2 separate regions of the Homo sapiens genome follow, and region 1 is linked to region 2. Evidence: read pairs that join two places in POLR2A ChIA-PET (ENCODE). Cell type or tissue: CD4-positive, alpha-beta T cell. All regions are shown on one strand. Each heading gives the region's core, and the rest is flanking DNA. Links, peaks and the distances in the headings are about the cores only. Region 1 holds the start of LRRC39 (leucine rich repeat containing 39). Region 2 holds the start of LOC105379827 (a long non-coding RNA gene).

What was found. Peaks named below come from ENCODE experiments on the same cell type or tissue, not always from the same donor. Only the 100,000 strongest peaks of a DNase experiment are listed, where the experiment ranks them.
Region 1: POLR2A ChIA-PET joins it to region 2 with 6 read pairs; 3 of 35 experiments call an interaction of 5 or more read pairs at or near these places.

The regions. Positions count from the first base shown.
Region 1 is chr1:100,177,335-100,184,247 of GRCh38, reverse strand. LRRC39 (leucine rich repeat containing 39) reads left to right here and starts at 5,992. Exons shown (of 10, transcript NM_144620.4): 1 at 5,992-6,113. In CD4-positive, alpha-beta T cell, for the core only: no CTCF peak of the experiment used is centred there; no DNase peak of the experiment used is centred there.
Region 2 is chr1:100,419,808-100,426,720 of GRCh38, reverse strand. CDC14A (cell division cycle 14A) reads right to left here. Exons shown (of 16, transcript NM_003672.4): 5 at 2,420-2,499. LOC105379827 (a long non-coding RNA gene) reads left to right here and starts at 2,649. Exons shown (of 3, transcript XR_007066254.1): 1 at 2,649-2,856. In CD4-positive, alpha-beta T cell, for the core only: a CTCF peak has its summit at 2,425; a DNase peak (open chromatin) is centred at 2,560; H3K4me3 peaks cover 3,340 bases; H3K27ac peaks cover 2,998 bases.

The DNA.
Region 1 (6,913 bases), core at 746-5,745, 240 kb after region 2:
AAAAGGAAATAAAAAATATTTTACAATAGCTAGAAAGAAAAAAAAATACTTAGAAATAAATTCAACTAGAGGTGAAAGATCTGTCCACTGCAAACTATAAAACATTGATGAAAAAAATTGAAGACATAAATAAATGAAAAGATATCCCATGTTCATAGATTGGAAGAATTAATATTGTTAAAGTGTCCATACTACCCAAAGTGATCTACAGATTCAATGAAATCTCTATCAAAATCCTAATGACTGTTTTCACAGAAATAGAATAAACAATCCTAAAGTTCCACAAAAGACTTCAAATAGCCAAAGCAATCTTGAGCAAAAAGAACAAAGCTGGGGTGTTGACACTACCTGACTTCAAAATATACCACACCGCTACAGTAATCAAACAGCATGATAAGGCTGGACACAGTGACCCACGCCTATAATCACAACACTTTGGGAGGCTGAGGCAGAAGGATTGCTTGAGCCCAGGAATTCAAGACCAGCCTGGGCAACACAGGCAGAACCTGTCTCTGCAAAAAATGTTTTAAATGCTGGGTATGGTGGCGTGTGCCTGTGGCCCCAGCTACTCAGGAGACTGAGGTGGGAGAATTGCTTGGGCCTGGGAGGTCGAGGCTGCAAAGAGTTCTGATTGTACCACTGCACTCTAGCCTGGGCAACACAGTGAGATCCTGCCTCAAAAAAGGCTGCAAGAAAACAGCATGATAGCCAGGTGCAGAGGCACATGCCTATAGTCCCAGCTACTAGGGAGGCTAAGGCAGGAGGATTGCTGGAGCCCAGGAGTTCAATGCCAGCCTGGGCAACATAGTGAGACCCTGTCTCTAAAAATACAAATAAGTAAAACAGTATGGTACTGGCATAAAAACAGACGCAGACCGATAGAACAGAATAGAGAGCCCAGAAATAAATTCACACATTTATGGTCAATTGGTTTTTTGTTTGTTTTGAGACAGGGTCTCCCTTTGTCACCCAGGCTGAAGTGCAGTGATGCTATCATAGCTTACTGCAGCCTTGAGCTCTTGGGCTCAAAGGATCCTCCTGCCTCACCCTCCTGAGTAGCTAAGATTACAGGTGTGCCCCATTATGCCCAGCTAATTAAAACTTTTTTTTTTTTTTGTAGAGGCAGGGGCTTGCTATGTTGCCCAGGTTGGTTTCAAACTCCTGACCTCAAGCAATCCACACATCTCAGCCTCGTAATGTGCTTGGATTACAGGCATAAGCCAATATGCCCAGCCAACAGTCAACTGATTTTTGACAAAGGTGCCAAGAACACACAATCAGCAAACAACACTCTCTTCACTCAATGGTGTTGGGACAACTGGATATCCATATACAGAGGAATAAAACTAATACTTCATGCTACATTAAAAAATAAACTACAAATGAATTAAAGACTTAAATATAAGACCTAAAACTATAAAACTACTAGAAGAAACCATAGAAGAAAAGCTCCATGACATTCATCTGGGCAATAATTTTTTGGATACAAATCCAAAAACACAGGCAACAAAAACAAACATTGACAAATGGGATTACACCAAACTAAAAATCTCTTGCACGGCCAAGAACACAAACAACAAAGTGAAGAGACAACCTGTCTGCAAATCATACATCCGATAAGGGGTTAATAAAAAAAAAAAAAAAAAAAAAGAAACTCAACTCAGCAATGAGAAAACAAAGAACTCAATTTAAAAATTGGCAAAGGATCTGAGTAGACATTTCTCCAAAGAAGACATAAAAATATCCAACAGGTATATGAAAAAGTGCCCCAAATCAAAAATCACAGTGAGATATCACCTCACGCCTGTTAGAATGACTGTTATCAAAAACACAAAAGATAACACGTGTTGGTGAGGATGTGGAGAAAAGGAAACCCTTGCACATTGTTGGTGGGAATGTAAATTAGTACAGCCCTTGTGAAAAACAGTATGGAGATTCCTAAAAAAAATTAAAAATTAAAAAACTACTATAGGATCCATTAATCCAGTACTAAGTACGTATCCAAAATAAAGGAAATCAGTATGTCAAACAGATATCTGCACCCTGATGCTTATTACAATATTATTCACACTAGCCAAGATGAAATGAACCTAAGTGTTCATCAACAGATGAATGGATAAAGAAAATGCATATGTACACAATGGAGTGTTATTCAGCCTTGAAAAAGAAAGAAATCCTGTCACTAGCAACAACATGAATAAATGTGGAAGACATTATATTAAGTGAAATAAGCCAGGAACAGAAACACAAATATACCACTTAATTTCACTTATACACGGGATCTAAGAAAGTTGAACTCATAGAAGTAGAGAATATGGTGGTTACCAGAGACTTGGGAGAGGGGTTGGGGAAACAGACAAACAAACTACCTATTTCAAAATTTTTTTATAGCAGCCTGAGCAGACTAAGACAGACCCTTACCCAATACCATGTATAAAAATTAACTCAAGCCGGGCGCGGTGGCTCACGCCTGTAATCCCAGCACTTTGGGAGGCCGAGGCGGGCGGATCACGAGGTCAGGAGATCGAGACCACGGTGAAACCCCGTCTCTACTAAAAATACAAAAAATTAGCCGGGCGCAGTGGCGGGCGCCTGTAGTCCCAGCTACTCGGGAGGCTGAGGCAGGAGAATGGCCTGAACCCGGAAGGCGGAGCTTGCAGTGAGCGGAGATCGCGCCACAGCACTCCCGCCTGGGCGACAGAACGAGACTCCGTCTCAAAAAAAAAAAAAAAAAATTAACTCAAAACAGATCAAAGACCTAAATGTAAGATCCAAAACTATAAAACTCTAAGAAGTAAACATAGGTGAAAAGCTTCACAGCATTGGATTTGGCAATGATTTATTGGATAAGACATCAAAAGCACAGGCCACAGAAGAAAAGGTGAAGTGGATCAGGCCTATAATCCCAGTACTTTGGGAAACAGAAGTGGGAGGATTGCTTGAGGCCGGGGGTTCAAGATTACAGTGAGCTATGATTGCGCCACTGCACTTCAGTCTGGGTAACAGAGTGAGACCCTGTCTCTTAAAAAAAAGACAGACTGGATATCATAAAATTTTTTAAATTTGTGCATCAAAAGACACTATTAAGAGAGTAAAAAGGCAACCCACAGAATGGGAGAAAATATTTGCAAGTATTATATCTAATAAGAGATTAATATCCAGAATATTGTCATTCACCACTTAATGATGGGGATACATTCTGAGAAATACGTCATTTGGTGATTTTGCCATTGTGAGAACAACATAGAGTGTATTCTGTGTGATAAAATACACATAACATTAAATTTACCATCTTGATCATTTTTTTTTTTTTTTTTTTTTTTTTTTTTTTTGAGACGGAGTCTCGCTCTGTAGCCCAGGCTGGAGTGCAGTGGCGGGATCTCGGCTCACTGCAAGCTCCGCCTCCCGGGTTCACGCCATTCTCCTGCCTCAGCCTCCCAAGTAGCTGGGACTACAGGCGCCCGCCACTACGCCCGGCTAATTTTTTGTATTTTTAGTAGAGACGGGGTTTCACCGTTTTAGCCGGGATGGTCTCGATCTCCTGACCTCGTGATCCGCCCGCCTCGGCCTCCCAAAGTGCTGGGATTACAGGCGTGAGCCACCGCGCCCGGCCGATCATTTTTAAGTGTACAGTTCAGTGGTATTAAACACATTCATAATATTGTGCAACCATCACCACCATCTATCTCCATAATTTTTTATTTGTCCTTTTGTAACTGGCTTACTTAGCATAATGTCCTCAAGAATCATCCATGTCGTAGCCTTTGTCAGAATTCCAGAATTACATTACAGTACTTGCCTAGTAAGGGAGTTGCTGCTGCTGACCCCAGAACCAGCTACATCTGCTGAGGCTAGGCAACTTTTGCTGCCAAAACAAACCCCAGAACATACTGCCTTTGCTGCTACCCATGCCAGCAAAAATGGACACCAGCGACACAAGTCACCCAACAGAGCCCTTTGTTGGTGTATATAATTAGTGGAACCTTAGTAGTGTATAAAATTAGTCACATACCCCATTCCAGTAGCAGGGGAGGCTGGGATTTCTTTTCCCCCTCAAATTCTACCTTGGAAAGGTAGGATTCATGATGTGGGGGATTATAAAAATGTGGATGGTGTTCAAAATATTTTGGACAGTCGTAAATGACAGATAGATATTCATTATATAGTGCCTGTCTCTTTGCATTCACTTTCTACATCCCTCCAAAGTCACCAAAATTCTGGCTAATTTGTGTCATAAATAGCTCAGGCATCTATTCACTTTCCCTATCCTCCCGGGCATTTCTTTAGTGTAAGTCACTCCATGGGGATGGGAAATAAAAGGTAGATAAGGGAAGGAGAAGAGAGATGCCTTGAAATTTGTGGGTTCTCTATAAATACTGTCAAATTAAAATTTAATTGTACGTAGTGCCAAAGGCAGAAAGAAATCTTAATTTTCTCCAAGGTAACAATATACTGTTCTTTTTAACTGAAACAAAACTCCCTGGATCTCTCTCTCTCTCTCTCTCTTTTTTTTTTTTTTTCTTCAGACAAGGAAGGCTCTGTTGCCCAGGCTGGAGTGCAGTGGCACCATCACAGCTTGACCTCCCTGGCTCAAGGTATCCTCCCACCTCAGTCTCCCAAGTAGCTGAGACTACATATACACACCACTACACCTGGCTAGTTTTATTTTATTTTATTTATTTTTATTTTTATGGAGACAGGGCCACCATGCCTGGCTACTTTAATTTTTTTTTTTTTTTTTTTTTTTTGGTAGATACAGGGTCTCACTCTGTTGCTCAGGCTGGTCTCCAGCTCCTGGGCTCAAGTGATCCTACCATCTTGGCCTCTCAAAGTGCTGGGATTACAGGTGTGAGATCTTGATTTTTACTTATGAACACATGCAAGCACTCTGTATGTGTTGGGTGGTGTACACTCTCGGGACAGGGAAGTTAGAGTTTCAATTGTGGCCATGGCTTCTTTACTCTTTCTGTGATCTTGAGCAGTCCCACAACTCTTAGAACTTAATTCATTATAGAAGTGTTGGAGAATTTCTGTGAGATAATCAGGCATAAATTTTTAAAGCATTAATATTGCTGAGATGTCCAAATGACTACATAAATTATGATCCACCTACACGCTAAACTGCTATGTAGCCATTAAAAAGAATGACGCTGCTCTAAATATACTAATATGAAACAGTTTCCAAGATATCCTGAGTGAAGAAAAGACAGTATAGAACAATGTATATAGTATGCTACCATTTTTGTATGTGTGCATGCCTTCACATATGTGTGCTTTTAAGGGATATAGGCATATTTAAGCTCGTAAATTCATAGACCATCTTTGTAAAGGTACACAAAGAACTGGCAATAGTGGTTGCCTTCAGAGAAGAGAACTTGAAGAGAACCTCCCTACTGGAGGCAGGGATGGTGGAAGGGGTGGGGGATGGAGAGAGTGGAGATTGAGCTTTTGAATTCTGTTCCATGTGCATATATTATAAATTCAAAAAAAGATATAGTTTATTTTTTAAGAACCTGGAATTAAGTCCTATCTATGAAAGCTGAAGAGATCAAAGTGAGAGGTAATTTAATTTGAAGCCCAGGTACAGCAGAAGTTTGGGGCTTCTGTGTTACTCATGCTTATCCACACCTTTATTTTTTCTTTTTCTAAAGCATCTGGGTCTTTAGTTCAAATATTTGCAGATCCATGGTTTACTGGGTAGAATTTTTGTTGTGGCATACATCAACATATTCCAAGTTTCTCTGCTTGGATGGAATAGATGCATGAAATTCTGTGAAATGATTAAGCTGTGAAAAGTAGAAGGACTTTGAATAGGCATTATTTTTCAAGATCTTAGAAATAGTTATGCCTGATAGTTTTATAATGTCTGTAGCGTATTTTGCAGTCCACAGAACGCACTCACATACATTATCAGCTGATCCGTCGCAAAGAAGCCTCATGTGATTCTTTCTATTCTCAGCTTTGTCCATGAACTAAAATTAGAACTAGGCTGACATTACATTTCACTTGGTTACAGCTGACTGGGGATTTTAATCATTTGGAGCCACACTGAAAAAAAAATTTCCCCCTGCAATCTACTCTTAACTGATAGTCGCTAACTTTGGTTATGTGTGGTAAGTATTTGACAATGGTAAGTATTTTTCAAAAACATTTTTCCTTTCTTCTTCACATGTAAATAGATTGCTGCTGATACCTATACTGTGTCTGTATTGGTTGGAATGTCCAAACAAACTGGAATAGAATTTAAAAGTTTTTTTGCGGGGTGTTCATGGTCACTCATATAATTGTGCTCCTCTGGAAGATAGATTTCCCCAGAAGTAAGAAACAATTCTTCTGCAATTCTTTTCTATGCTTACCTCACTTGTCACATTATGTGCTTTTTTTCTATTATGGTACTAATCAGAGTAGAGAGCAGTCCTGTGCTGGAGGAAGAAATATATCATTATTGACTTGTGTTTCCCTAGGGGAAGTTGGTTGTTATAGGAAAACTGATGGATGAGCAACATTTAATGGCAAATGAGGAAATGAATTAGCAAATGGATGAATTGTTTTACATGTCTTCTAAAATACATGTATACATGTAGATACTTGGGAATTCAAAAATATTTTTATTCGAGTATTTAGCAAAAACTTCAAACTTTCTTAAATTAGAGACAATAAATTGTAAATTGGTTGCAATATGCTCAGGAAGTTGGATTACCAGTGTATGTATCCCAAGGTTTCTTCACAGCAAAGAGATCTCGCATTCTGTTCCTGAGTAAATTCGGCATGCCTTGCTTAGAGATTCTCTCAACAATTTCCTGCCTATGCCAATTATTTATCAATCTTGAAATTTTAAACTTTTTTCTGTAATATAGTTCTCCTCTTTCTTTGACTGTCTCACACACATATATACTGCATAATATTAGTTTAA
Region 2 (6,913 bases), core at 612-5,611:
TTCTAGACTGATATCAAATCAACTAATACCAGAAGTTACCTGGAAAGGACTAGACAGATGAGGATCAAGGATGGGAGGGATAATTTTCACTTAAACCTTCCTATATAGATTTTTTAAATTTCTGAACTATGTTAATGTATTTATATTTTCAAATATTTACATAAAAGTATTTGAGTGAAAAATATTTGAAAAATAGGCTATAAATTTAGTATTTATGTAGAATTGAAATCAATTCTATGTTAAGTAGTATTAATTATCTTACTATCTTTTCTTCTATTCTGGTATTATTATTTTAAAATTCTAGTTCTTGACTGGGTGCAGTGGCTCACACCTTTATCCCAGCACTTTGGGAGGCTGATGCAAGTGGATCACTTGAAGCCAGGGGTTCAAGAGCAGCTTGGCAGACATGGCAAAAGTCCATCTCTACTAAAAATACAAAAATTAGCCAGGCATGGTGGTGGGGGCCTCCAATTCCAGCTATTCAGGGGGCTGAAGCAGGAGATTCTCTTGAACCCAGGAGGCAGAGGTTGCAGTGTGCCACTGCACTCCAGCCTGGGCGACAGAGTAAGACCCTGTAATAATAATTACTACTACTATTAATTATGTTACTAACAGTAATAATAGTATAATGCTAACAACAAGAAAAACAAAAACCAAACATTGCACTAGGCAGAAGGATAAATTTATTACTTCATTTGATCCTTAGTTTAGACCTGAAGCCATTTTACAGATAAGGAAACTGTGGCTGAGAGAGGATAAGTAATTTGTCCGAGATACTTATTTACTACAGACAGCAAGAAGCAGAATGAGGCTTCAAACTGCTTGAAGTTTCTCTGCCTCCAAAGTATATACTCCTAACCACTTTGCTTAGAACTTAGAATTATCAGCATTATTACCCCTTTCTGAAAAAATAGGATTATATTTTACAAAGGACTTTCAAAGTATAGGAGCCATTAGAAGTGGAAGGAAAAATAAGCTTTGTCTTCACCATTAAAACTTTCATCTACATTATCTGCCATTTTTTATTTGCCCTTCCACGGCTGATTACCTCAGACTCTAGGTTGATTCAGAATATTTTCCCCTCAGGGTCCAAATCCCAATGCCTTACTCCTTGACTTCACTTTAATTAAGCACAATAGGTGTTGCTTCTTCCCTCCCCATGTCTTACCCTAACAGCTACCTCCTGTGATCTCAGAAGCAGAATGAGAATCCCTTGACTCTTAAGGGATTTAGTCTTAATGTATTCATTCAAATATTCACTAAAAGTGCTTTTAAGTATAAGGCACTGGGGCCTGCCCTCTGAGAGTTTACAGCAGAATGAGGAAGACAGACAAGCAGAGTCTTCTCAGTCACTCCCATTCCTTTCGCTCATTGTGTTGGTTAATTATGGTAATAATAATAAGCAATAAGCAATACACATGCTTGCAGATTTGGACACACAAGCAAAAAAGGCAAAAATATTAGAATCATTCACAATTCTAGCAGAGGTAAGTGTTATGGGAGTTTTGATGTATGGTCCCTTCTACTGTATGTATGTATGTATTTATTTATTTGAGAAACGGTATCACTCTGTCACCCACGCTGGAGTGTAGTGGGGCGATCTCAGCTTACTGCAGCCTTGACCTCCCAGGCTCAAGCGATCCTCCCACTTCAGCCTCTCAAGTAGCTGGGACTACAAGCACATACCACTATGCCTGGCTAACTTTTGTATTTTTAGTAGAGACGGGGTTTCACCATGTTGCCCAGGCTGGTCTCGAACTCCTGGGCTCAAGCTATCCACCAGCCTCAGCCTCCCAAAGTGCTGGGATTACAGCCATGAGCTACTGCACCCAGTCCCCTTCTACTTTTTAAATGAGCTCAAGTTCACCCCAAATTTTTAAAAGATCTTCTTTTGATGATACTTAGAAAACACAGTAATGAGAGAAAGGCTTCCTGGGGATGCCAGTCAGATTTGTGTGCCAAACTGGTGATTTAGGGTCCCCACTAAACAGGTGCTCCTGAAGAATCTTAGAGGGTCTTATTCTATATCCCCGGCCTCTGACATGTGACCAGAGCTCAATCACTGCTTATGAAATGAAAGAATGAATGGATGAATCAATGATGTAGATTACTGAAATCCAACAAATCTTGACATGATTATTAGCTTATAAATGAGGCACTTTTTGTGCTTGACATAAACTGTAAAGATATAGAAAGGATTCAAAGAAAAAAATAAATTCCTACAAGAAGAAAGCTCTTTTATTCTTGCTAGCTAGGGGGATAAAACTCTACGAAATGAAATAATAAAAACTACCATCTCATTTCATTCCATATAACATAATGGTTATTATCTTAAGACAATTAAAAAACACTACAACCCAACTCTAAAGTGTCCAGCTCTGTAGCAAAAGTTTAACCCAAGTCTCACCAGGAGTTATACCTGAATGGAAGATAGGGGGGGTTTGAGCCAGACAGGAGTGCTCTGTAGGCTTCTTCTGGTGTCTTCTTTAAATAGATTACCTAAGACAGATAAATAGTAACATTTAGAACACCCAAGAATGACACAAAACTAATTACTCACCAAATTTGCATTTCACTTCCTCCACTTTGAGTGACAGCTGTTACGGTGATAGTGTTGATCTTTACAAAGCAACAACTTGCCAACATTTCCTTTTCAGCATGAAGCTGCGCAGCAGCCTTTGTCTTCTCCATGGGTAAGCTTAGAGACAGAGGGCAGATCCATGAAGAGGCCATCCCAGGCTCTTTACAAAGGCACACTGAACAGACACAATGGCAGCGACAGTTGTACCCTCATAATATACCGTGTGCTCACCAAAGACCAACGCACACCTCCCTGACCTTCATCGAAGACCTGAGGTGAGTTATTTCAGTGCCTGGTAAATTTTGAAAGACTTCTCACAGTGAGCACAATATCCATGGGGTATCTACTGAATTTTCAGCCTACTCTTGAGGAAAGCCAGTGTTGCTCTCTAGACACTCAATAAAATCACAATAAAATGGGTGAAAATGTGTATGGGTAAGAGTATTGGAAAACATATTATCTTGGATTTTGATACCAAAGCTACTTAAATCCCTCTAGTCTGACAAGATGAACTAATCTTAAAGACACAAACAAAAAAGGATTCCTTAAAACCAGTGAACAACTCCCAGGTAATATACATAGATACTGAGTATATAGTATATGCCAGGCACTGTATCAGGTACTGGCACCTCCCTTAATAGAATTTATGCTTGTGGGGCAAAGACAATAATCAACAAAAATAAATACAGTCTAAGGTAAATGCTGAAAAGTAAATAAACAGGGGCCTGGAAAGCAGCTACCTGAGTCAAGGTAGTCAGGGAGGGGTCTCTGGGTGATGTTCAGGGTAAGATCTAGACTCTAGATGGGGAGAACCACAGGAAGAGCTAAGGGGAAGGAGGAATGGCTATCCAGGCATGAGAATGACAAAGACAAGTTCCCTGAGGTGGGAAAGAGCTTGGTAAGTTGGAGGAAAAGGAGGTCAGTGTGGCTAGGACTGAGAGAAGAGGACAGGGGGCGGGAGAAAGCCAGGCAGTGGCCGGAATGTGAAGAGCAATACAAACCACTGGGAGAGCTCAATTTTATTCCAAGAGCAATTTAATTTTTTAATTCTGAGCCGATGGTCTTGGTCCTTTTCCTCTATAGTCAGAAACGAGCTTAATTCCTACAATCTTCTCTACCTAAAATTAGTGGCACTATTTCCTTAGTATGTCCCAACATCAAAACCCTATGCATTTCAATGACAAGAATGGCAGAGTCTTGGTTCTTAACAGTAGGGTTTTCCTCTACTTACAGACCTTCTTTGAGCTTTAAGCTATTTCACTAGGAATATATTACATGTTTACTTATTAATATTTCAGGACTAGAAAACGAGTCCATTCTGAGTTTTCTAAAGAAAGAAAAATAAAATAAATAGATTAAAAATACTAACTTTAGTAACAAAACCCCATATTCATTTGGCAAGTAAACATGAAGGTCTGATAAAGCACACACCAACCAAAGCTTATTGAGTGTGAAACAAAAAGCAATAGAAAGGAAATAACTAAAAGTGCTGCCAGACAAGAGGCACAGATTCTAAAAATGGAGAATTGTCACTCTAGTTGCAGCTCAAATAATTACAAAACTCCATTTAAACCAACACTAGCTCTAAAGACCATTTTCAGTAACCAACATTACAACAGGTTTTACTGTACCCTAAGGGGTAGGTTATATAACAGAATTGGTTATAATGCAGTGATTTCTTAAGCCTAAAGATGCCGCAGTATTTGAAAGGTGACTGGTTGCTAAAAGGGAGGGCTGCTTGTAGAAAGCTTCTGTGTGTGGATTAGATAATTAAAGCTTAGACAACAACCTTTGAAAAGCAAAAATGCATTTTCCTCCCCAGGAGCAATTACGTTAATTCCCTTTAATTTGGAGGGAGTCATTCTGCAAGAGGGAGGCACCAGCCCACATGGAATGCTTCTTTAGATTGGCTACCCCACAGGGCTTTGCTCCTCATCTTACCTGCATGACTTAGCACACATGGCCCATGTTCTCACACTGCAAGATGAGACCCTTTGTTTTTATTTTTATCCCAGTGCTCAATTATTAATAAGTGCAAAGTGAAACCCAACAGAGGCCATCTAAATTCCAGGAAGATTCTTGGGGCATCTTTTACAGGTTGACCTTTCACAACCTGAAGGTAGGTATTTGGGCAAAGTGGGGAAATGTTCTCCTGATGAGTGAGTGCATTACTGCATGAATGCATGCTGGGTCATTAAAATACCAAATTCGATTTTTCCAGGACAAAATATGTCACATATTCTTATGCCAGATCTTCTTAGACATGTCTGCTTATTAAAAAGAGAGAGAGGAGAGAGACAGACTAGGCTAGATTAAAGCTCAGAAGAAAAGTGACATTTAGTAAGAAAGGTAAGGAACTTTCCAAACTCGCGTTGTTGCTCTAGGATGAAAACAGAATTCGAACAGTGGGCTGACTCCAAAGCCCACAGCAATTTCATCATATCTGCCTGAAAATATAAACTCAGTTGGTAGCATAGGTCTGGAAAAAAGGTTTCCACTCTTCCAAGTTCCTAAATGCCATTTCATTCCATTTGATTTTAAAACTTAGGGGACTTCAAACTGTTAACAGTTTGTAGTCACATTTGAGGAAAAGGGCAGGGGAAGGATCAGAAGGAGAAAGAGGAACTTTCTACCTTATAGTTCTACTATCAACACATTGTCTTTTTCACAGACATACACAAATCTGTTTTTTAAATGTGAAGTAAGTAAATTAGTTATGCAATGTCAAATGTGTACTCTTTCTAAAAATAAAATCCATATTTAATGCTCGAAAATTTGTTGCCAGATATTCTAATATTTCTAAAAATATTTTTGCCTTCTCTCAGCAGAATCATAAAAATATTTTCTGAATGAAATTAATTTCAAAGCATCTTCTAAATATCTTGATTTTTTCTCTTGTGCTCCTAAGGGGAAAGAAAGAATATGCTGTCTACTTTTCTCGCTAGGTATTAACATATATAAACCCAAACCAGAACTTTCCCCAAACTTTTGACTAATACAACTTAACAAAAGCATTTGCACAGATAATGTTTGGTGTACCACATCATTTTAGTGGGTGGTACATGCACGACTTTGATAAAATTGCCCTACTTTTGCCAAGAAGTCCTAGAAACCATATTAATAATATAGCATTTAACATATACTTTTATTTTTAACTGAGCAGGAGTCACCCAATTAAAGTGACTTTTTTCTGTTTAATTAACTTCCAGGTACCAAGAACTTAAATAACTTTTAGTTTCTTTAATAAAAGCTTCTTAAAGAGCCAGTATCTTAACATATATATTATCAACAGCTATGAGGTTTTATTAAACAGCGTAATAAAATTTACCCTACTACAAACCAGCACAATTTATATTGTTTACCAGTAAGCCAATGTTGCCCATTAGTTAATCATGCACTTTCCCAACTTCTGCCGTAGGTACCACCATGTACTACCATTCATTCTTTTTAAACACACATTTACTTTTGACTTAAATCAATTTGATGTAAAATGTTTTATATCATTGCTATAAATGGGAAAACCCGCCACTGAGTCTATACATAAATGAATATTAAAATGCATAACTCTTATAATTTTAAATATTTGTGTTTACTACACCGTGAGAAACAATGTAACAAATATCAAGTCTGTACTAATTTTATAGAGGAACACCAGACCAACATGAGAAGTTATATAGAATCCTCTTAGAATTCATCTGCAAATACTTCTAAATCATTTTTTTAAACTAAATCCTGCAGTCATTAAATCCTTAATACCTGCTCCAAAATAATATGTGAATTTCTGAAGCATTTTGGAATTTACAACTGTATTTCTCTACTCAGATAATTCAACCTCTCTGATACACAAGGGGAGATTCTTAAAACAATAAATGGCTTCATAGAGAAGTCTCAACCAGACTCTGGGTCATGAATTTGCTAATGATCTTTCTCTGGGGACATTTGCCTCAAACTTTACTATGTTTTTAGCTTTGTTTTTAGGTGCTATTTTTCCTCCAAAAAAAAAAAAAAAAAAAAAAAAACCTTTTCAGCAAAGCATAACACACACACACATACACACTATATATATATATATATATGTGTGTGTGTGTGTGTGTGTGTGTGTGTGTGTATATATGTATATATATATGTATATATATATATATTTAAAAGTGAAATCTGTGCCCCTACATTAATTATATTTATATTTTGTGACTTGGAAAGTGAAAATACTCTTGAGGATTCAATTTGGCCATCTGAAAGAGTATTCTTCAATTTTATTTGTTTAATATTTTACTTGTGTGAAAAAGAGGAAACAAATGCTGACAATAGCCTTTCCCAGGTAGGTGCTGCCAC